Regions from separate parts of the Homo sapiens genome. Here region 2 is linked to region 1. Evidence: chromatin loops called from intact Hi-C (ENCODE). Cell type or tissue: dorsolateral prefrontal cortex. All regions are shown on one strand. Each heading gives the region's core, and the rest is flanking DNA. Links, peaks and the distances in the headings are about the cores only. Region 1 has its middle 300 kb from the start of LINC00939. Region 2 overlaps TMEM132B (transmembrane protein 132B).

Region 1 (10,804 bases), core at 957-8,956:
CCCTTCTCACAGAAGCTGTTATGGAGCTGGTGTTTCAGCAGCATGTTTCCACGCCACTCCCCTGCACTGTCAGGCAGGCAGCTCCGTAAGGTCCAGCACATGAGATGACCAACGTGCATCATGCTCCAGCCCACACCAGCACCTCCTTCCTGTGCAGTGGCTCCCCTGATGCTATGCTGCGTGGGATTCAACGCCTGTGCATTAGTCACCCCAGAACCCCCTGGGGAGAGGTGCTGGCTGGGACCTTGCAGCCAAGAGCGGGAAACCCCTTCCAGCACAGGTGCACGTTTCAGTGGGAACAAGCTCCTGGCCCTTCCAGTACAGAAGGGCCCCAGGAAGCCTGGCTGGCCTCGAGAGATGGGCTGGTCTCTGAGGCAGTCAGTGATGTGCCCTCTGAGGTCCCTCTCCTAGAGGGAGCCCACCCCACAGAGTGCAGAGAGCTGACAGCCTCTAGCTGTGGGCACCTCAGGCTCGGCCTCAGCATCTGAGCCAAGGACATGCTTTTCCTGGGATGCTCCCAGCCAGTGAGCACCGCGGGGGTACAACAGCTCCACATTGCTGGTGTGAGGCTCCTCCATGGCCATCCTTGCATGGGAGCTCCCCCGTGGGTGGGCTGAGGCCTTCTCCAAGCTGCCCTATGATCTGGGCTCCTTCTTTGCTAAACCCTTTCCTTCCTCCTCATTTTCACAGGTGCCAGACATGCATCATCGTCCGAGGGCTCCCCTTGCCTTCCTCTGCACCCTCTCTCCCCTTCCCTGAGTGGGCATCTCCTGTACTTCCAGCTCCACCCTGGTGTCTGCTTCCCAGAGACCCTGCACTGGCACAGCCTCCACGAGGACATTGCCATCACAGGGCACAGCATTGCTCTTGCAGCTGGCAGGCTGGACACTCAGAGGTGGCTGCTGCTGAACCAGGCTTGAGCAGTGAAGTCCACACTGCTGGGGCTGTGTCTCCTCAGTCTCTGCTGCCATGGCCCCTCTGGGCATGTGATCATTGCTCCAGTTTGGGTTGGCCAATGACAGATCAGCTAACGTCAATGGGCTGGGCCTCCTTGTCTACTCATTGTTGAATGCCTTGCCTGTGATGGATGTGTCTGGGTGAGTGCTAACACATTAACATTCAACGGAAGGATTTTCACTTTGTGTCCAATCTCAGGTGATCATCCAGTGTTTCATCCCCAGAACTCCTTGTCCTCAATCTCTCAGATCCATGATTAGCCCACCAGGCCACCCATTACTGCCCATGAGATCATATAAATTCTCACTTCAAGCCACATCCCCTTCCACACAAAGTGGTTGTACAGGGCTCTATTCAAGGTTCTGCCCAGTGTAAAGATCTTTCCTCTCCACTGCCTTTCAAGGCCACGCCTGGGTATGGCTATGATACAGCAGCTGACCATTTTGGTCTCACATCCACATGTTGGTGGGTTCATCTTTAGACTAAGCTCCAGTGTGTTCCCCCTCCTCCAGGTGTCAGAGACCCTCAATATGGCCACAGGTATGTACTGAGGGATGGTGGGTTGCAACAGTTGTGGGCAACATGGGGTCATCCGGCCACAGGTGTACACTGAGGGATGATGGGTTCAACAGTGGTGGGTAACCTGGGGCCTGGATTCTGCCCATGCAGCTTCCTCGTGCCCTCTGATCCTGCTCAGGCTCAGGGCTGGACTTACCATTTCCGTCTTCCAGTGGACCATACTCAGCTGACCTAACGTTATGACTTGGAGGATCCTAAAGAATCCAGCTCATGAAAGACGGTTCCAGAGGCACAATCACTGGTCACTCAGTACCTCACCCACATCAAGGTTTCCATTTCTGCCAGGGCCCAACGGCATGCCAGAGATGCTCCTCAAAAGACATTAAATTCTCTGCTGCAAGCTTTTTTCCATGCTATGGTACCCTCTCAGCAGGGTTGCGAGGATGAACTGGGACACTGGGTGTGATGTTGCATCACGAAGCTAAATACAGACGAGGAAGGCTTGTATGAAGGGGGTCCCTCCCAGCAGAACTCAGAATACAGCATTTGGACACATCTTGGCAGATCACAGTGATGGCTGGAAAAACATCCTCCAGGAACATACCTGGATCAATTGTCTGTGATTTTTAACAGCTGGGGATCTGAAGGGGAAATGCACGTAAAGGGAGGGCTTGGGGAGAAGAGAAAGCAGCCAACAGGGAGATGGACAAACTTCCAGCACCTTCCCCAGAAGGGAAATTTGCAGGGGCTGGCTCACCATTCCACAGCTCCTTTCACCTCCCTCTCCACTTCTGCATCCACTTTAATCCATGATTTATGAATGGAATTAATAGAAACCAATCAGGCATGGCTATGCCTACAGCGCTTTGTTCAACAACACATGTTTCCCATAGTAATTATGTTAGAATAATCACAACACAGAAAAAAAAAATGCCTGGTCATCAGTACTGAATCACGAGTGCTAACAAGACTGATGGTTTTACCAATAAAACTGCCAGCAAAGGAAGCTGGGAGAAAAGACACACAGGCCTAGGGCTGGCCCTGCTTGTCGGCATGTTTTGCAATCATCATTCCAACTTTCAGTGGCTCCATTTCCTCTACTGAGAAAAAGAGGAATTTCTCTAGTTCACTGTTTCAGTTGGTTCTGCAAGACACAGATGTCCTGGGGGAACTGGCCTGGGAAAGAGGGGAGGCATTTCTCATTGTAAACAGTCCACCATTCCCTGAAGTTATTGGCTGTATAATAGAGTTTGTTCGTTTCTTTGTCTGATGCTGTCCTGATCCACTTTTGAGGCTTCTGGCAAAAGGCAGGGGCAGTTCCCCTTCTTCAGTATCTGATTAAGTCCATGTCCCCCACCACTTCCCTTATGGGTTTCCACACTCCAAGCCACTATGCATCTCCCTTAGTGCTCTAGGGCTGGGTATCAAACAACTAGAGACAGCTCTGAGCCCAAGAGCCCAAGAAAGTCCTCAAATTGCCAGTCCACAGGGAGCCCTGGAAACTTAACCAAGCCACTGCACTCGCCACACATTATGTGCCCTGCAACCTTCACTGCCCATGATGCAGCCCTCACTGCCCATGACGCAGCCTTCCCTGACCATGACGCAGCCTTCCCTGACCATGACGCAGCCTTTCCTGACCATGACGCAGCCTTCCCTGATCATGACGCAGCCTTCCCTGACCATGACGCAGCCTTCACTGCCCATGCTGCAGCCTTCCCTGACCATGACACAGCCCTCACTGCCCGTGACGCAGCCCTCACTGCCCATGACACAGCCTTCCCTGACCATGACGCAGCCCTCACTGCCCATGACGCAGCCTTCCCTGACCATGATGCAGCCTTCACCCACAACGCAGCCGTCTGCATAGTCCCGCCTGGAAGTTCCCTCTCTTTTGGAACTGTAAGCAACAGAGTTCTGCCTTTTATCTTTCTGTCACTGTGTTCTGTCTCACCAAAAACAGGACCTTTGAATCTTATAAAACAACTGCCAGAACTTGGGCTCTAGAAGAGGTGGATCTGCGCCCGACCAGTCTTTCGTTGCTCCCCTACTGTTTAGCTGTTCTGTTCCTCACTGCAATTCCTAGTTTTCTCTTGTATCACTCATGCAGCATTGGAACAGCCTAGTGAGTACTCCTGACTCAGACATCCCTGGGCTCAGGTTCTTACCCTCCAATGCTTGTACCTGCATTCTGTGCTCCTCCCTCCCCTCCTCCAAGAAGGGAGTTAAGCATTGCATCTCCTTCAAAGGCTGCTATGAGAGAAAGTCCAGACCACCAAGGACACTCACTAAGACAGACACCGCACACACACATGCACACAAATGCACACAGGCATCCCCACGTACTGGAAACAGGAGACAGAAGCCAAAGCTTCCATCAGGTGGTCTTAGCAGGCAAAGGAGGGCAAACTGAGTTCTCAGGCCCCACGTTCTTGACAGCAATCAACTTGGGCCCTTTGGTGTCATGTTCAAAGAAAGCTACATGACCAGTGACAGCCAAGCTGTCACCATTGTGCAAAGCAGATCCTCAACACACCACTGAAAACTTCTGACCACATTTCTTTACTGCACTGGGAATGATGTTCCCAAATCTTGTAGGCATCTTGTGAGTTATGCATTATACCTTCTGCAACTTAAAGGCATTTACATCTTCAAATGTGAACATTTAAACTATATCACATATTTGGAAACTACATGTTGGCTTTATTTATTCATTTATATTAAGTAAAAAAAAAATGGGAAAAAATGAAGTGGTCTGTTCCTCTCTTTAAATCAGAAAAGCCCTGCTGAGGCCCAAATAGGCCAGAACGCTGGTGGATGACCTGCAAAAAGTGCCTGTGATGTACTGAATTTTGAAACTTCGAGCTGAATTCTGTGGTCGCGTACATGTTTTGGCGAGAGGGTCTGCTAATTGAATTAAATTATTATAAATAGAGGGAAAGGGCAGAACAGGGAAAGTGAAAAGGGGAAGGATGGGGCGGGCGAGGAATAGGCGCAGGGGGTCTAGGACAGGTGCATCCCCAGGTGCGCGCCCCGCCCCTGCAGGACGCGGTGGCACCGCGGTGCGTTCCCAGCCTCCGGCGCTAGAGCGCGCGTCCCTGGCAAGACTCGCAACGCTGGCCCAGCCTCCAAGAGGGACCGGCAGGGGGCGCTCTGCACAGGGACCGGCGGGAGCTGAACCTGTGTGAGAGGCGCGGGGCCACCTGTGCAGGTGCAGGTGGAGCCACTCTGCCAACCCCTGGGGCAGTGGGCGAGGCTGGAGGGAGGATTGCTCTGTGCACAGGGGGAAGACATCTCACCTCTTACAAATCCTGAGGGTACTTTTGCTTTTTTTAAGGCAGTTTGGGAGGCAGTGTTGCAAAGGGTCCAGTAATCGTTGCAAAATCATTTCTCAGGATGTCTTAGAGACAGGAATCCCTGAATTTGAATCTCAGCTCTGCCCTTCACTGTGCAATCCTGGACAAGGGAATTCACGCTCTGAACCTCAGTTCCCTCCACCCCTAAAATGGGGATAATGAGTGCGCCTAAGTCATAGGGTTGGAGTGAGGATTAAATGAGATTCTGCACCTGCAGGTAGCACACAGAGTGCCTGGTAGAGACATGGTGAGCACCCACGCAGGGCTCTGTGAACAAATTTTGCACTTTTCATTAAACCAAATAATAGCTTTGCACAGCTAATCAGCCTAAACTTTACTCTGTTATTTGTTGGCAATTAGATCTGGCTGTTGATCCAATTACCCAAGTCTAGAATTAGATTCTAACCCTGAGCTAAGAAAAGCTGTTTTCAGCTGCTCCAACAACCCACCTGGTAGTAAAGGGACTTTCTGTGATCAGAGGGTTTCTCCTAGTTGGCCACAAGAACATCATGACCTAAAGCTACAGGTAGCAAAGGAAATTGTACTTTTCTCCCAAGCCCTAAGTAATTACAGTATGTCATTGCAGCCTGGCATTTACCTAACTGAATGAAACGATGTGCTGATTCCTGATCCAGCCAAAAGCTTAACTGTCATTTAAATAGGGCATGATATTTAAAATATTAATTTTGTTTTCTTCCAGCATCTTATAACTCCAAAGTATCATTTGGAATATATTTGTGTATATAAAGAATTCATCATTATTGTTTCTCTGTGGCTGAAATGACTGTTGGTTTGACTTCTGGACTTAAGTTGAGCCTCTAGTCATTGGGAAAGAGATGATATAATGAGTTTCTGCATGAAAGCCTGTTCAGTGTTAGAGAAAGATACAACGTAGAGAACCAAAGGTTAACCGCACAAGTGGGAATACCACATCCATCACTTATGATGCATTCTCCATTTCAGTGAGGCTTAATGACAACCACCCTTCCTGCTGCCAAGTCCATCAATAGATTAAAAGTCACTTCAGAATTCCCCAAAGTTCAACACCAATCACAGAAGGAATGCTGGAAATTATTACCTGCCTGCAAAATTCTAGTGCTGGAATGACTATACGATTTATCTAGGGTAGTGTTCTCCAAAGAGTTTTTATTGTGCACCTTTATCCCTATGTGTTTAGACACACGTCCACAAAATAACAATTATTACAGTAGCTGTTATCCTGCCTACCAAATATTTTCAGGTTACTGTTTGACCAAGAACATGATAGGATTATCACTCTCAACCGCTTCTCTTTTGGTGGGTCAGATGACAGGCCCTGTGATTCCAATGGGCTATGAGCAGAAGAAGTGGGTGTGGTTGGGAAGGGAAATCCATGGGGGACAGGGGAAAACCCAGCTGTTCATGTCACCTGTACTCTGTTCAGCAAGATCCAAGCCAACCCTTGCATGACCTGAAGCCCCTGCCTGGACTTTCCTGATGTCATCACCCACTACTGACCCTGGGTGGTCTTGTCAGACCTCCAATGCATCAGCCATGCTCCCCACTTAAGTTTCACTATTCCTCTTCAGTCTCTGGAGCACTCCCTTCCCCCAAATATCCCCTGCCCTTCCCACCCACTCCTTTTAGGTCCATGCTTGGATGTCAGCTTGTCAGTGGGCTTTGCTGACTATTCCCTTTTCAACTTTTGTCTCTGCCACCAACCACACTGTGCATCTCTCCTGCTTTATTTTTCTCCATAGCTCTTTACCCCACATGACCGACTCTGTATTTACTGATGTGCTTGTTTACTGCCTGTCTCCTCTTTCAAAAACATAAGTTCTGTTTATCGTCTCTCTCCAATGCCTAAAACAAAGACCATCATATATTAGGTGCCCAATAAATATTTGTTGGAACAAAGAATGAATAAACATCGAACATACAAACTCCACACACATGCCAGCTTGATGACTTGGCCTCCCTTTCTCCATCCAAACTTGTTTTTGGAGACTTGGGATTTAATGCGCATGTTTTCAAGAGAAACCAGTGTACTGGATTTTTCACATGTAAAGCCTGACTTTTCAAATATTAGCCATTAATCCTAAAGTTTATGAATAAATGCCACAAGGGTCAAATAAAGTCTGTGCAGACTGAATCTGACCCCACCATTTCCCCTTCCACATCCCATCTCAGAGCCCATCTCAGAGAAATTCTTCCATAAACAGGATTGTTCATGGTGATCACAATGACAGCTCACAGGGTCTTGTCCTCTGCAGGGGTCCTGACCTACACATGAGACATCTTCTGAGCTGGTTTCACCTCTGTGCGGCATTACAAAGAGATGTCACCTCTTTGAACTTCCATTATCTCATCTCTGAACAGGGATGGTGATCCCAGTTTGCAGATGATTGTTAAGACTGCCAAAACTAAAATTGCAAATTGCTCATGTCTGTTATAATGACTGATAGATGAGGTTTGTATGGCTTATTATTTTTGCATCTTAGTACCAATCTTAGCTCCCTAAGCATTAATTGACAATGGGGTATCAATCTATTGGTAGGTGTTTTCTGTGCACAGATCTTACCCTTGGGCCATGCACTATTGTCAGCCATTTATCATATAGAATAGAAAGAGAACCAAGCCAGGAGTCTGGGCACATGGATTTTCATCTCCAGTCCACCATCCTGTGTGTCAGGTGCATCTAGGAGCTTAGGACACAGCCATGACTGAGACAGGTATTCCAGAGGCTGATATTCCATAAAGGGGACACTGAGAAAAACATGTAAAGCAGGAAATGGAATGGTGCCTGAGATGAGTGCCCTGAAGAAAAGTAGACCAGAGAAGGGAGACAAGGAGTGCTAGGGGTATGAGGAATGACACTGTGGCCAAGGGAAGAGCAATGAGCTCCAGGAGGTGAGGGAGGAGCCAGGCACTACCTCTGGGAGGTGAGAGAGGAGCCATGGAAGTACCTCTGGGAAGTGAGGGAGGAGCCAGGCGCTCCCTCTGGGGGGTGAGGGAGGAGCCAGGCGCTCCCTCTGGGGGGGTGAGGGAGGAGCCAGGTGCTCCCTCTGGGGGGTGAGGGAGGAGCCAGGTGCTCCCACTGGGGGGTGAGAGAGGAGCCATGGAAGTACCTCTGGGAGGTGAGAGAGAAGCCAGGCGCTACCTCTGGGGGGTGAGGGAGGAGCCAGGCGCTCCCTCTGGGGGGGTGAGGGAGGAGCCAGGTGCTCCCTCTGGGGGGTGAGGGAGGAGCCAGGTGCTCCCTCTGGGGGGTGAGAGAGGAGCCATGGAAGTACCTCTGGGAGGTGAGAGAGAAGCCAGGCGCTACCTCTGGGGGGTGAGGGAGGAGCCAGGCGCTACCTCTGGGAAGTGAGGGAGGAGCCAGGCGCTACCTCTGGGGGGTGAGGGAGGAGCCAGGAGCTACCTCTGGGAGGTGAAGGAGGAGCCAGGCGCTACCTCTGGGAGGTGAGAGAGAAGCCATGGAAGTACCTCTGGGAGGTAAGAGAGGAGCCAGGCGCTACCTCTGGGAGGTGAGGGAGAAGCCAGGCACTACCTCTGGGAGGTGAGACAGAAGCCAGGTGCTACCTCTGGGAGGTAAGGGAGAAGCCAGGCGCTACCTCTGGGAGGTGAGAGAGGGAGACATGCATTACCTCCAGGAGGAGAGGGAGGGAGACATGCAGTTACCTGAGGATATAATGTTGAAGGCAGAAGGAACAAGAAGTGCAAAGGCCCTGAGACAGGAGAGTGTGAGGTTTGAGGAACGTATGGTAGTCAGTGGCTGGAGCAGACCAAGTGAGAAGGAGCAAGTGAGGTCAGAGTAAGGAAGAAGGAATATCACGGACATCTTTATGGGTCATGGTGAGAACTTTGTCTTTTACTCTGAGTGAAACGGGAGTGTATATGGTTAGGAGCAAATGTGATCTGACTTAGGTTTTAACAGACTCATTACTGCAACGTTGAAAACAGATTGAGAAGAAAAGGAGGAGGAGAGGAGACCCCAAACTACACCATACACTGATGTTAAAGTTCATGATGTATTATTCTCTGGACCTGTTTCCTTTTCAACAACATTGAGTGGGGAGCCTCTGTCCCACCCACATCCTGAGACTGATGTGAGTATAACATGCTCCATTGTAAAAGCCAGTTCTTCCCATCATTTTATGCTACGAGGATTCAAGTCCTGGTGCTACCACATGCTAGTTAGGGACCCTGGACCAATTATGTGGCCTCTCTGTGCCTCAGTAAGATGGGGATACTAATAGCTTCCATTCCAAAAGGCTTCTGTGAGAATTGAACAACATAATCCTTATCTAGTATATAGAACAGCGTGATCCAGCATAGGACCCCAGTGAATATTGTCAGCCATACCAGTAGCTTTTGCTCTGGCAACAAATAACACCAGATCTCAATTGCTTGTGCTAACATTAACATTCCCTTCTCTGGGGATCAGCTGTGGGTCAGCTGTGGGTTGTCTGCAACTTTGCTGGCCATTCCTGGGCTCAGGTGAGCTCCACATGTCTTCTCATTTCAGGACATAGGCTGAAGATTCAGTCTGAGATCTGCTGTTCTCATGGTGGACAGCACACAAAGGAGTGCCAGTGGAAACCCACTATATTTCCTGAAGAATCTTCTGTCCTTTCTGTTCTCCTTCAGCTGGTTGAAGTAAGCCACATGAACAAATCCAAAAACAATAGAGTGGGGCTATACACCACCTGATGAGAGAGAGCAAATAATCCAATCCACCTCAGAAGCTAGCAGCAACCATCATCATCATCATGTCATCTTATCACATCATCACATCATCATCATCACCATCATCATCACACTTTCACCATCATCACATCATCATTACTGACATCATCATATCACCATTACTGACACCATCATTACTGACATCATCACATCATCGCCACAATCATCATCACATCACCATCATCACCGTCATCATCACCATCAGCATCACATCATCACCATTATCATTACATCATCATCATCACCATTATCATCAAATCATCATCACCATTATCAAATCATCATCATCACCATTATAATCAAATCATCACCATCAACTTATCACCATCATTACATCATTATATCATCATCACATCATCACCATTATCATTACATCATCATCACGTCATCATCACCATTATCATCAAATCATCATCATCACATCATCACCATCATCACATCATCCTTATCACCATTATCACCATATTCATCACATTATCACCATCATCACCTGATCCTCATCACCATCATCACCATCATCATCGCATTATCACCATCATCACATCATCATCTTCATATCATTATCATTAAGATCATCATCACATCATCACCATCATCACCTCATCCTCATCACCATCATCACCATCATCATGGCATTATCATCATCATCACCTGATCCTCATCACCATCATTACCATCATCATCACATCATCACCATCATCACCTCATCCTCATCACCATCATCACCATCATCACATTATCACCATCATCACATCATCATCTTCATATCATTATCATTACCATCATCATCACATCATCACCATTATCATTACATCATCATCACATCATCATTATCACATTATCATCATCACATCATGATTATCACCATCATCATATCATCATCATCATATCATTATCATCATCACCACATCATCACATCACCATTATCATCAAATCATCATCATCACACCATCACCGTCATCATCACATCAGCATCATCATCATATTATCGCCATCATCACGTTATCATCATCACCACCATCATCATATCATCGTTATCTCCATCATCATCATCACTACTGTCATCACATCATCATCCTTAACATCATCATCATTACATCATCATCACCATCAGTATCATCACCATCACCATCACATCATCATCATCATATCATGAGCCCAAAATGATTGAAACAGTCTGTGATAGCCACACGAATGTGCCCACTGTAGAATATTCATTTCTTCTTTTAGTTGTTGTTTCTGGTCTA
Region 2 (10,804 bases), core at 1,603-9,602, 150 kb after region 1:
CTTCCAGCTTCATCCATGTCCCTGCAAGGAACATGATCTTGTTCCTTTTTATGGCTGTATAGTATTCCATGGTGTTATATGTACACAGTTTTTTTAATCCAGTCTATCATTGATGGGCATTTGGGTTGATTCCATGTCTTTGCTATTGCAAATAGTGCTGCAGTGAACATAAGCATGCATGTATCTTTATAATAGAATGATTTATATTCCTTTGGGTATATACCCAGTAATGGGATTGCTGGATCAAATGGTATTTCTGGTTCTAACCTTTGAGAAATCACCACACTGTCTTCTACAATGGTTGAACTAATTGACATTCCCACAAACAGTGTAAAAGCTTTCCTATTTCTCCGCAACCTCGCCAGCATCTGATGTTTATAATCTTCTTAATAATCGCCATTCTAACTGGTGTGAGACAAAAACAAGCAACGGAAAAGGATTCCCTATTTAATAAATGGTGCTGGGAGAACTGGCTACCCATATGCAGAAGGTATTTAAAAAGCACTACAGTCATCCCTAGGTATCTGCATAAGATTGGCTCCAGGATCCAGAACTTGAAGGAAGCTCAAATCTCTTATATAAAATGATACAGTATTTGCATATACCTATTCATATCCTGCTGTGTAGTTTAAATAATCTCTAGACTACTTATAAGACCTAAAACGATGTAAATTTTATGTAAATAGTTGTTAGACAACATTGGTTTTTTAAATTTGTATTGTTTATTGTTGTATTGTTGTTTATGGTTGTATTATTTTTTATTGTTAAGTTTTCTAATATTTTCCATTCATGGTTGGTTGAATCCACAAATGCAGAACCTGGAGATAGGGAGGGATGACTGCATTATCATATAACTGAATTTTTAAGCTATAAGTATGATAGGGGTCACCACATTGACAGAGACTGTCTGGACTTCTGAGAAAAGTAGAGCCTAGAAATGAATAAAGACATATATGGGTCCCTGGATTCAGCTGTTTCTAAAACCCCAAGTATCCCTGGACTGTTAGACTTTCTGTTACATGCAACTGAAATAAGTGACTGAATAAGGGTCATATTCTGGGATCACCTTCCTAGATCTGAAATATGCATTTCTCATTTCCTGAGAAAGCAAACAGCATCATCAGAATGGAGGCCATCACACAGTCCAACAGCTGCCACATTGCTGACGCTCGTCTAGCACCCTGTATAATAAGATACCAAAATAATTAAAAGCCTGCTCTCCAATATACTCAAAAGAACAGAAAGCAAGGCTTCGAAGAGATATTTGAACACCCATGTTCACAGCAGTGTTATTCATAGAAGCTATAACATGGCAGCAACCCAAGTGTCCATCAACAGATGAATGAATGGATAAGCAAGATGTGGTCTACTCACATATAATGGAATAGTATTCAATCTTCAAAAGGAAGGAAATTCTGACACATGCTACATGGATGAGCCTTGAGGACAACATGCTATGCAAAGTAAGCCAGCCACAAAATAATAAATACTCTATGAATCTACCTACATGAGGAAAATCACAGAGGCAGAAAGCACCATGGTGGGTGCCTGGGACTGAAAGGAAAGAGGAATAGGGAGTTAGTGTTGAATGGGTACACAGTTTGAGTTTTGTAAGATGAAAACAGTCCTGGAGATGGATGGTAGTGATGGCTGCATAACAGTATGAATATATTTAATAACACTGAACTGTACACTTGAAAATGGTGACGATAGTAAGTTTTGTGATATTTTACCACAGTAAAAACTTCAGGAAAAAACAAATCTACCATCTAAAGACATTATTTTCCTCCAACAATCCTGACCTCTACCCTAGCAGACTCTTGAAGAAAGACATTGTTGAGCAGCAACATGGACGCAAGCTGTTTTCTCTCTGGGTTAGAGGTACGCATTAATGTACAGGTCAAAGAGCAAATCAAATTCATGCTAACTTTTCTAACTCATACATGATTTTATGCTTCCCAGAGTGGCTTTGCACCACCTTTGGTGAGGTCCACTTTGAGGAAGCAGGTGTTCACTTCTTTTTTTTTTTTTTTTTTTTTTTTTTTGAGACGGGGGTTTTGCTCTGTCGCCCAGGCTGAAGTGTAGTGGTGCGATCTCAGCTCACTGCAAGCTCCGCCTACCGGGTTCACGCCATTCTCCTGCCTCAGCCTCCCAAGTAGCTGGGACTACAGGTGCCCGCCACCACGCCCGGCTAATTTTTTATATATTTTTTTTTAGTAGAGACGGGGTTTCACCGTGTTAGCCAGGATGGTCTCGATCTCCTGACCTCGTGATCCATCAGCCTCGGCCTCCCAAAGTGCTGGGATTACAGGCGTGAAGGCGTTCACTTCTTTAAAACACCAGGTCTCGGTGGACTCACAGGGTTGCATCTGTCTATGTCTCCTCCCTTGATTTGAGGAAGTCATTTAGGCAGGATAGCACTATGGAAGCTGAGGAATGCTGAACACTCTCACCTTTTAGGGTGAGATTTATAAAGCACTTTGGCATATTAAAGGCTCTTAAGAAGTCCTGTGGTAATGAAATCTACCTACCTTTATTTAATTAAATTTCTTCCATATTTATTTGACACTCCAACCTCTCACTTTTCAAGGCCCATGCAGTCACATCCTGTGTGCCAAGAAATACATGAGAGAGAAGGCTGTTTTAGTGAACATCTGTCCAGTGATGCAAAACCCCAAGAGGCTGTATCAGAAGAGACAGTGTCAGGACAGACAGAATCAGGGGTGCCAGGGTCAAGCCCTAGCTCCCGCATAAGAGGCTGCCTGGCTCCTTCTGAAACTCAAGTTTCCTGCTCAATAACAAATATTTGTTGAGGACTCTCTATATGTGTCAGCTGCTGTTCCAGGTGCGAAAGATATAGCAAAATGTGTCGTGACAATGATTATTATGAAGAAAAACAAAGCAAGAAAACTGAAGCAGCATAAAAGGAGTTGGTCGTTCTCTCCAGGGTGATCAGGGAAGGCCGCTCTTACCAGGTGATATTTGAGCAGAAACCAGATTGAACTGAAAGCATGAGTCTTGTAGACATCTGGAGGAAGAGAAGGCCAGGCAGAGGGAACAGGAAGTACAAAGGCCCTAAAGCAAGACCATGTATGGCACATCTGAGAAACAGCAACAAGGCCAATATGGCTGGAGGGGAGATACCAAGGAAACAGAGAGTGATTAGGAGGTGAAGTCAGAAAGGTGGCCAGGGGCCAGATCTGGTGAGCTCTACTAGGTCATGATAAGGATTTCAGACGTTTTTCTAAGTGAGAGAAGATGACAGTGGAACAATGGATCAGAGGTCAGACATGATAGGTCTGGCTGCTGCGTGGAGAGCAGACTGTAATGAGCCAGGGTAGAACTAGGAGAGATTACACCACAAACCAGGCAAGAGATGCTGGTGGACTTGAGTAGTCACTGTAGAGGTCCTGAAAAGTCTGGATTAGGGACTGGATAGCCACAGTGGCTATAACAGTATCAGATAAAGTAGATTCTATAGCACATAATATTACCATGGACAAAGAAGTTAGTCTCATAGTGATAGAAGGTTCAATTAATCAATGTAATATAACCATCTTAAATTTTATATATCTAATAACAGAGCTTCAAAATGGATAGAGCAAAATCTGATAGAACTACAACAAAAAACAGACAAATCTCCAACAATAGTAGGATATGTCAAAACCCCCTCTCAATAATTGATATCAAAAAGTGGGAAAAGAATCAGCAAGGACTTAGCAGACTTGAACAAAACAATCAACCACCTTGACCAACTGACATTTATAGAATAATCCACTCAACAACAGCAGAATACATTTCTCAGTGTGCACAGAGCATTTATCAAGAGAAATTATCTCTACACCATAAAGCTAGTCTTAATAAATATAAAAGGAATTAAGTCATATAAAGTATGTTATCAGCCACAGTGGGATAAAAGTTAGAAATCAGTAATAGAAAGATATCTGGAAAATGCCCCCAAACATTGGAAAATCTGTAACACATTTCTAAAACCTATGGACCAAAGAAAAAAATCAAAAGCAAAATTAGAGAATATTGTGAACTGAATGAAAAATGAAAATACAACTTATGAGAACTTAGGGGAAAATTTATAGCACTAAATGTCTATAGGGGAGAAAAGAAAGGTCTACATCAGTGACTGCTTTCACCTTAATATATTAAAAAAGAGAAAATTAAAACCAAAGTAAGCAGACAAAAAGAAATCACAAATATGACAGCAAAAGCCAATGAAATATGAAAATATAATGCAAAATCTATGAAATCAAAAGTTGATTATTTGAGATCATTATTAAAATTGATAAAACTCTAGCCAGACTGATCAGGAACAAAAGAAAGAAGACAAAGAATCAATGCCAGAATAAGAAGGGTGACATCACTAGAGAGTCTAGACATATCAAAAGCATAATAGGGGAATATTATGAATGACTGCATGTCAAAGTTCACTCAAAATGACAGCCAACCATTCATCAAAGAATTGTGAAGATGAACAAGGGCCTGCCCTCACGGAGCTTACATTCCCAGGAAGAGAGAGCTAATAAGTTGCCAAACACATGTGTAACCAGAGGATTTTGGAGAGTGCTCATTCTGCGAAGGAAAGAAACCAGATGGGTGTCACAACGGGTCACTGAGAGACAGCACCATTACCTCATCGAGGGGAACACATCTGACCTAAGACCTGGGCGGGGAGAAGATGGAGCTGCTCTTGGGGTCAGAGAGAGCCTGTCAGAGAGAAGGACGTGTTCCAAGGCCTTGCAGTGAGAACAAGATTGGCCCATTCCAGAAAAGAAAGGAGGCCAGCATGGCCAGAAAGTATAGGAAAGGGATGAGAAGTGAGGGAAGAGGGTGGGCAAGAGAAGGCACACAGACCTCTTTCGGCCACTTAAGAATGTGTGTGTCATGGCGTCATTCACAATGCAATGGGAAGCCAACAGAGATTTTCATCAGGGGACTCATACAATCTGTTTAATGAATTAAATAGAGGGCCTGGCTGTGGTGTGGAGAATAGATGACAATGACACGGGAGTGGAACAGGGAGACCAGGCAGGAGGCCAGGACAGGCGGTCTGGCAGGAGATGGTGGTGGCTGGGCTCGGGTGCTGGCAGTGGAGACGGAGTGAATGGTTGAACTCTGGGTATATTTTGGAGATTACAGATCCTAGGACTTGCTGATGGGCTGAATATGATGCTTGAAAATGGAGAGGCATCCGGGGTAACTCCTCTATTTTTATTCCGAGCAGCAGGGTGATGATGGTGCCATTTGCTGATACAGGAAAGACTGGCGGAAGATTCTGTCAACACAAAGAATGGGACTTGAAGAACCTCCTGAACCCTGGAATTACCAAAATCTTAGTAAACCCTTTACAAATCAGGTTTTCAAAAACGAATGCCTCTGGCAGAGTTAATTAACAGGAATTCCACTGAATAAGAGGCTTGTTCTCAGAGTTACAAATGATGCCCTTTGAACTTGGACTCACATCAGAATCATTAAGCATTCAGCCCACGGATGAGGAATAGAAAGTTTCATTGATTGGCAACAGAACAAGAATGAATTCCTGCTGAAAATGCAAGTGGTCCCTGGCCAAGTGACTGTCTAACAGCTGATCACTTGAGATGTGCTTGCTAGAGTGCCACTGAGGAAGGTCTGTGTGTCTTGTGTGAGATGTGACAGCCAACAGCACTATCCCTAAAATTGGTGATGGCCGCCCAACAGAGACCAGAGTTATCTGCACCCTAACCCTGACCCTAATTCTTCACACAGTTGTTCCTCACCACAGAAAGCTGAGACTTGGGAGATGTGAATTCTTAGGTCAGTTCAGCCCTGCCTAGCTGGATATCATAAATAAACTCTCTCCAAACCAGGGTAAGAACAATATAAATAACCTGGGAAGAGTCACCCCATACCTCAGTTTCCCTGAGAGTGTGACCTTAATTAGATGATCGACAATGTTTCCATCCAAATCAGATGCACTCTGTGAGCTTTCAGCTGCCGAAGCACAGCGGATGGAGACTTGAGATGGGGATGGCAATGCTGACGCCAATAGGAGCCGAGCGTGCATGTGGGGGAAGCAGGCCTGGCTGGGGATGGGCACAGTGTGGAGATCTGCAGAGTTTCGGGGTGGTGGATGAGTGTGTGGACTCTGGAGTCAAGTGGCCTCTGGGGAGGTGCTGTTATCCCCATGTTGCAAGTGGGGACACTGAGGCTCAGAGACATCCAGGGACTTGCCCCAGGTCCCACAGCCAATAAGTGGCAAAGCAGATATTTGAAGCCAGGTTGGCCTGGCTCTAGGACCCAATGTTCCTAACTCTGTGCTTTAGAGGAGCTTTGCCATCTGTGGTCCCTGATATGCCACCTCCTAGATTTCCCTGCTCAGCCTGGCCAAGACAAGAACAGGACCTGACGTCCCCATCCAGGAAGAAGCTGACTCAGCTTCTACCTCTGCTCCCTTCTGCCTTTGTCATGTGGAAACAGCCAGGGATGGCATCAATCAATATCTCTCGAACACACGTCCTCCTTCCTCTCCCAGTGATGCCCCTCACTGCAGCCATTGTCAAGAATGGATGTCCGCCCCAGGTGACTTAGAAGGCCACAGACCAACAACAAGGCAGCCAAAGTTCCCAGGAAGGCCCCAGGAACAGTAGAAGTAGCCAGAAGAGGTGCCAGCAGGTGGCTTTAATGAGTCTTTCTGCTGTCTGGAGTCTTCGAAAGCATTTGTGTTTTGTGTGTTGGTTCGTTTTGCTTTTGGAAATTTATCCTATTGCAGTGTTTTATGGGAAATGTTTTTAATGCTTAAACAGTTTTTGAAAGGCAATACCCTTGAACAACATGGGTTTGGACTGTGCAGTTCCACTTATACATGGATTTGTGGGATGCAAAGCCCGTGTATGAGGAAGGCCGACTCTTTGTATATGTGGGTTCCCCAGGGTCTACTTTGGGACTTGAGTGTGCACAGATTTTGGTATCATGGTGGTGTCCTGGGATCAATCCCTCAAGGATACCAGGGACAGCTGGACATATATCCCATTAATTAGATAATCAACAATGTTTCCATCCAAATCAGATACACTCTGATTTTTTTTAAAAAATCCCAAAAAGAGTAAAAAAAGATCTCAAAAAGAGTAAACAGTAAGGCTCGTATTGATAATATCATATCTCTTAGCTTGGTTTTAAAGGTATGGCATGCATATTTATTTACTGGTATTTTTTTTTCAGGATAATCTCCCCAGATTCACATCCTTAACCTAATGACAGCTGCAAAGCCCTATTTGCCATGTGAGGAAACATATCCACAGGTTCTAGGAATTCACATGTGGGCATCTTTGGAGGGCCACTATTCTCCCTACCACAATGGATATAAGGTTTTGCCCACAGCGTGATTTGGTTATTTTCAAATGATCCATCTGGTAAAGAAGGTGTCTTTAGATAATGATGAATAAACAACATCCACTGAATATCTACCATGTGCCAGGCAATGTTTTAAGCACTTACTTATATTAACTTGTTTAATCCTCACAACCAGTGTGTGAGGTGGGCACCATCATTGACTCCATATTACAGATGAGATGCACCTGAATTGAGTGGATGGTGCAGTGTTGGCGAGTGAGTTCATGGAAGTGCTGGATTTGAGTCCTAGCTATCTGCCAGCAGACTCTGTGGCCCCCCAGGAGGTTTATGGTACAAAAAACCGAATGATCACCCCTGGAGCCAACAGAATCTGCCAGCCAGTGCTGCTTCCTACTGAAGCTTCCTGATGCTTTACATTTGGGAAATTCAGATGGATGGCATCGTCCCTGGGAGATGGCGCCTCTTAAGGACAGCAGCCTCTGTTTAACTCTGACATGCAACCAACTCTGTGCAGCAGTCTGTCACCACCTTGCAAGGAAACTATGTGCGGATTCAGCCACACCTTGCAGAGCAAAGACCTGACACCCTGTCCTTCATTCTTAAAGGTCAGAGGAACAGCAAGGTTGGGGCCAGCTGATACATGGCATGTGGAAAACAGGGGCAGCTCCACCATGCCCAGATGCAACCCACCTCCCTGCAGAAGCAATCCTGGCTTGTTGTGGCTGCTTTTCATGGGGGAATTCTTAACAGCCCACAAGACACAGTCACAGAAGTCTGATGTGGTTGTAAAATCACAGAGTAGAGGCATAGTCCCCCAAGGAAAGTAGACTGTGTTCAGCCGCCTTTGGTTTCTTGCTGCCTGGACAGGTAGAAATTTACTCTATCTGCAAGCTCCCCTCTCCTGCAAAGAGTGTGGGACCTTACAACCATCACCTGTGCAAAGTGGACATTTTCCAGAATCAAAGGTGGTTCTGGAGAAAATGCAAAGGTGGGCAAGTCTGCCCCAACCCCTCTCTTGGTCTTTTCTAAATACTCTCTTGCCTTGTCTGTCTCAGAAAAGAATCCAGCAGCTTCTTCAGCTGAGTCTAATTATAGAAAGACACAATACCTTCATCCCAGGAGTTCAGCTTGGTCTTTAATCGTGGCAGAGAATCTTTCCTCCTTCATTAAAAAAATTTCACAAAAAAGTAGGAGAATTGTGTTCCTGGCAAAAAAGCTTTCCTGAAATCCCCGATGGCAAGAACTGAGCCTCCTTCATCAGGTGCTGGCACACAGGCCCTTGGTCAAGGTATGGGAGGAATGACTGGCAAACAACCCTTTAAATCTCAGCAGCATTTCACAGGTTACCAAGCCCTGTGGGACTCCCAGTTAAACACAGTGGGCTGGAAACTTGATTCATCTTTTCCCCCGCTCAGGATCTCATTAAAGTGAGACTAACAGAATGAAAAAGTCAAAAATTCTCAACACAAAGGGGCCATCAGTGACAAAAGAGATCAGTCTTTTCTGGAACAATGGCGGTAACTGATGAAGTGAGTAGGGATGCCTGTTATAGAATATGAACAACAAATTAATATTAAGTAGAAGCATTGGATTCTACGAGCAAATATAAATGTGATAAAACTTGGTGTAAATACATCTATTAGATATATAGGTTATAAACAATTAATAAATACCTAGGCAGAAGTCTCATGGTGCTGTTTATTCATCTGTCAGGGAAGAGAATTAATCAATAGCAGCGCTGTCCAACAGATCTTTCCTCACTGCTAGAAGATTCTATATCTGTGCTGCCAGATGTGGTAACCACTAGCTCCATGTGGACACTGAGCACTTGAAATGTGGCATGTGCAATTGAGAAACTGAATTTTTAATTTTATTTAATATTAATTTTAATAGCCACATGAAGCTAATGGCTACCATATTGGATAGCTTCAGGTTCTAAACTAAAATTAAATTGTGGCATCTGAAAGAGCGGATGTAACTATAATGGTAGTAGTGATGGTAGTAATAGTAATAATAAAAATAAAGTGGATGTAACTGTAATGGTAGTAGTGATGGTAGTAATAGTAATAATAAAAATAATGACTCTAATCACTGACTTGTTTTTACCATAAACCTTTTCCCTTTAATCATAGTAAGATGATTTTTGTTTACTGTTTTGTTGTTGCTATTGTTGTCTGGGTTTGGTTTGGTTTTGGTTGTGGGGTGGAAAATCTGAGACAGGTTCTTGCTTTGTCACCCAAGCTGGAGTGCAATGGCATGATAATGGCTCACTGCAGCCTCGACCTCCTGGGTGCAAGCAATCCTCCCACCTCAGCCTCTCGAGTAGCTGGGATTACAGGCATGTGTCACCATGTATGGCCAATTTTTAAATGTTTGTAGAGATAGGAGTCTCACTATGTTTCCCAGGCTGGTCTCAAATTCCTGCGCTCAAGCAGTCCTCCTGCCTCAGCCTCCCAAAGTGTTAGGATTACAGGCGTGAGCCACTGTGCCCAGCCAGCAAGGTGATTTTTAAAAAACCAGTATTCCTTGTAGTGATTAATGGTTTTTTGAAGTTCAGAAACTTCATATTAGATTATTTGTCTTCTCTTAAATGTAAGTAAAAGGAAGGACCTAGCCCTTAATAAAGAAAAAACCCAGCACACAGAATATGCTCCCATTTTCGTGAAGTATGAAGTTCGCCGGCCACTTGCGTGTCCAGCCACAGTCATCTCTCTGCCCATACGTGGACTTTGACTCCATACATGGAACAATAATTTTCCAGTATTACTGCTGGCTCTATCGGGGGTGCTGAGATTCTGATTTTTCCATATATTGTTTAAAAATGTTATAATGAGCATGCATCATCTTAAATAAAAATAATAAAGCCTATTAAGATTTTGGCTGAAGCAGGTTGTCAGGTGCCAGGGGTCACGGGCTGCGCTGAGCGCTGGCTCGGGCTGCAGGAAGGAGCCTTTATTTGCTCACACTCAGGGAAATCGGGAATCCCTGGAAATCGCAGGGCCTGAGGACGCAGCCAGTCAGGCCGGGCAGGGGCTCCAGGAGCCTCCGCCGGGGAGGGGAGGGCGCGCGGCCTGTACAAGCCGGTCTGCGGCGCCATCTAGCGGGTGCGCCAGGACCATCGCCCACGAGGTCCTTCCCCGGAGGAGAGGCGGATGCCAATCAAAATGCCATCGCGACCCCTTGTCAAAGTAAAGCCATTTAGAGAAAGACTTGCTGGGCTCTGCAATCAGCTATGCAAAGGGAAAACAAGCGTTTAGGAACATTCCCTCGCTGTTTGTCTCAGGCGGGGCTGATGTGCAGCTGGAGGGCCCTGGGAAGGGGAGAGGCTGTAATAATTATTTACAAGGTGCATCTATTCCGATTGGCCAGTGGCCACACCACCCTGCTATTAAATATGTTGAATTTCATCACTATCTTAAGTATTTCACCTTCAAACAAAAATAAGAAACAAACTCTTAACATT

The links. A loop is a pair of places that touch in the nucleus more often than their neighbours do. Peaks named below come from ENCODE experiments on the same cell type or tissue, not always from the same donor. Only the 100,000 strongest peaks of a DNase experiment are listed, where the experiment ranks them.
Region 2: it touches region 1 in a loop (4-fold over the local background); 9 of 110 quality-filtered maps call a loop at or near these places.

Annotation. Positions count from the first base shown.
Region 1 is chr12:125,677,763-125,688,566 of GRCh38, reverse strand. No RefSeq gene overlaps it. Among named protein-coding and RNA genes, the nearest start is that of LINC00939, 300 kb to the left of the region's middle. RefSeq lists a silencer at 4,611-4,710. In dorsolateral prefrontal cortex, for the core only: a CTCF peak has its summit at 4,616 (motif pointing right); a DNase peak (open chromatin) is centred at 4,616; H3K27me3 peaks cover 1,426 bases.
Region 2 is chr12:125,533,267-125,544,070 of GRCh38, reverse strand. All of the region lies in intron 4 of TMEM132B (transmembrane protein 132B), which reads right to left. Among named protein-coding and RNA genes, the nearest start is that of TMEM132B, 350 kb to the right of the region's middle. RefSeq lists an enhancer at 4,824-6,023. In dorsolateral prefrontal cortex, for the core only: no CTCF peak of the experiment used is centred there; a DNase peak (open chromatin) is centred at 5,067; H3K27ac peaks cover 1,269 bases.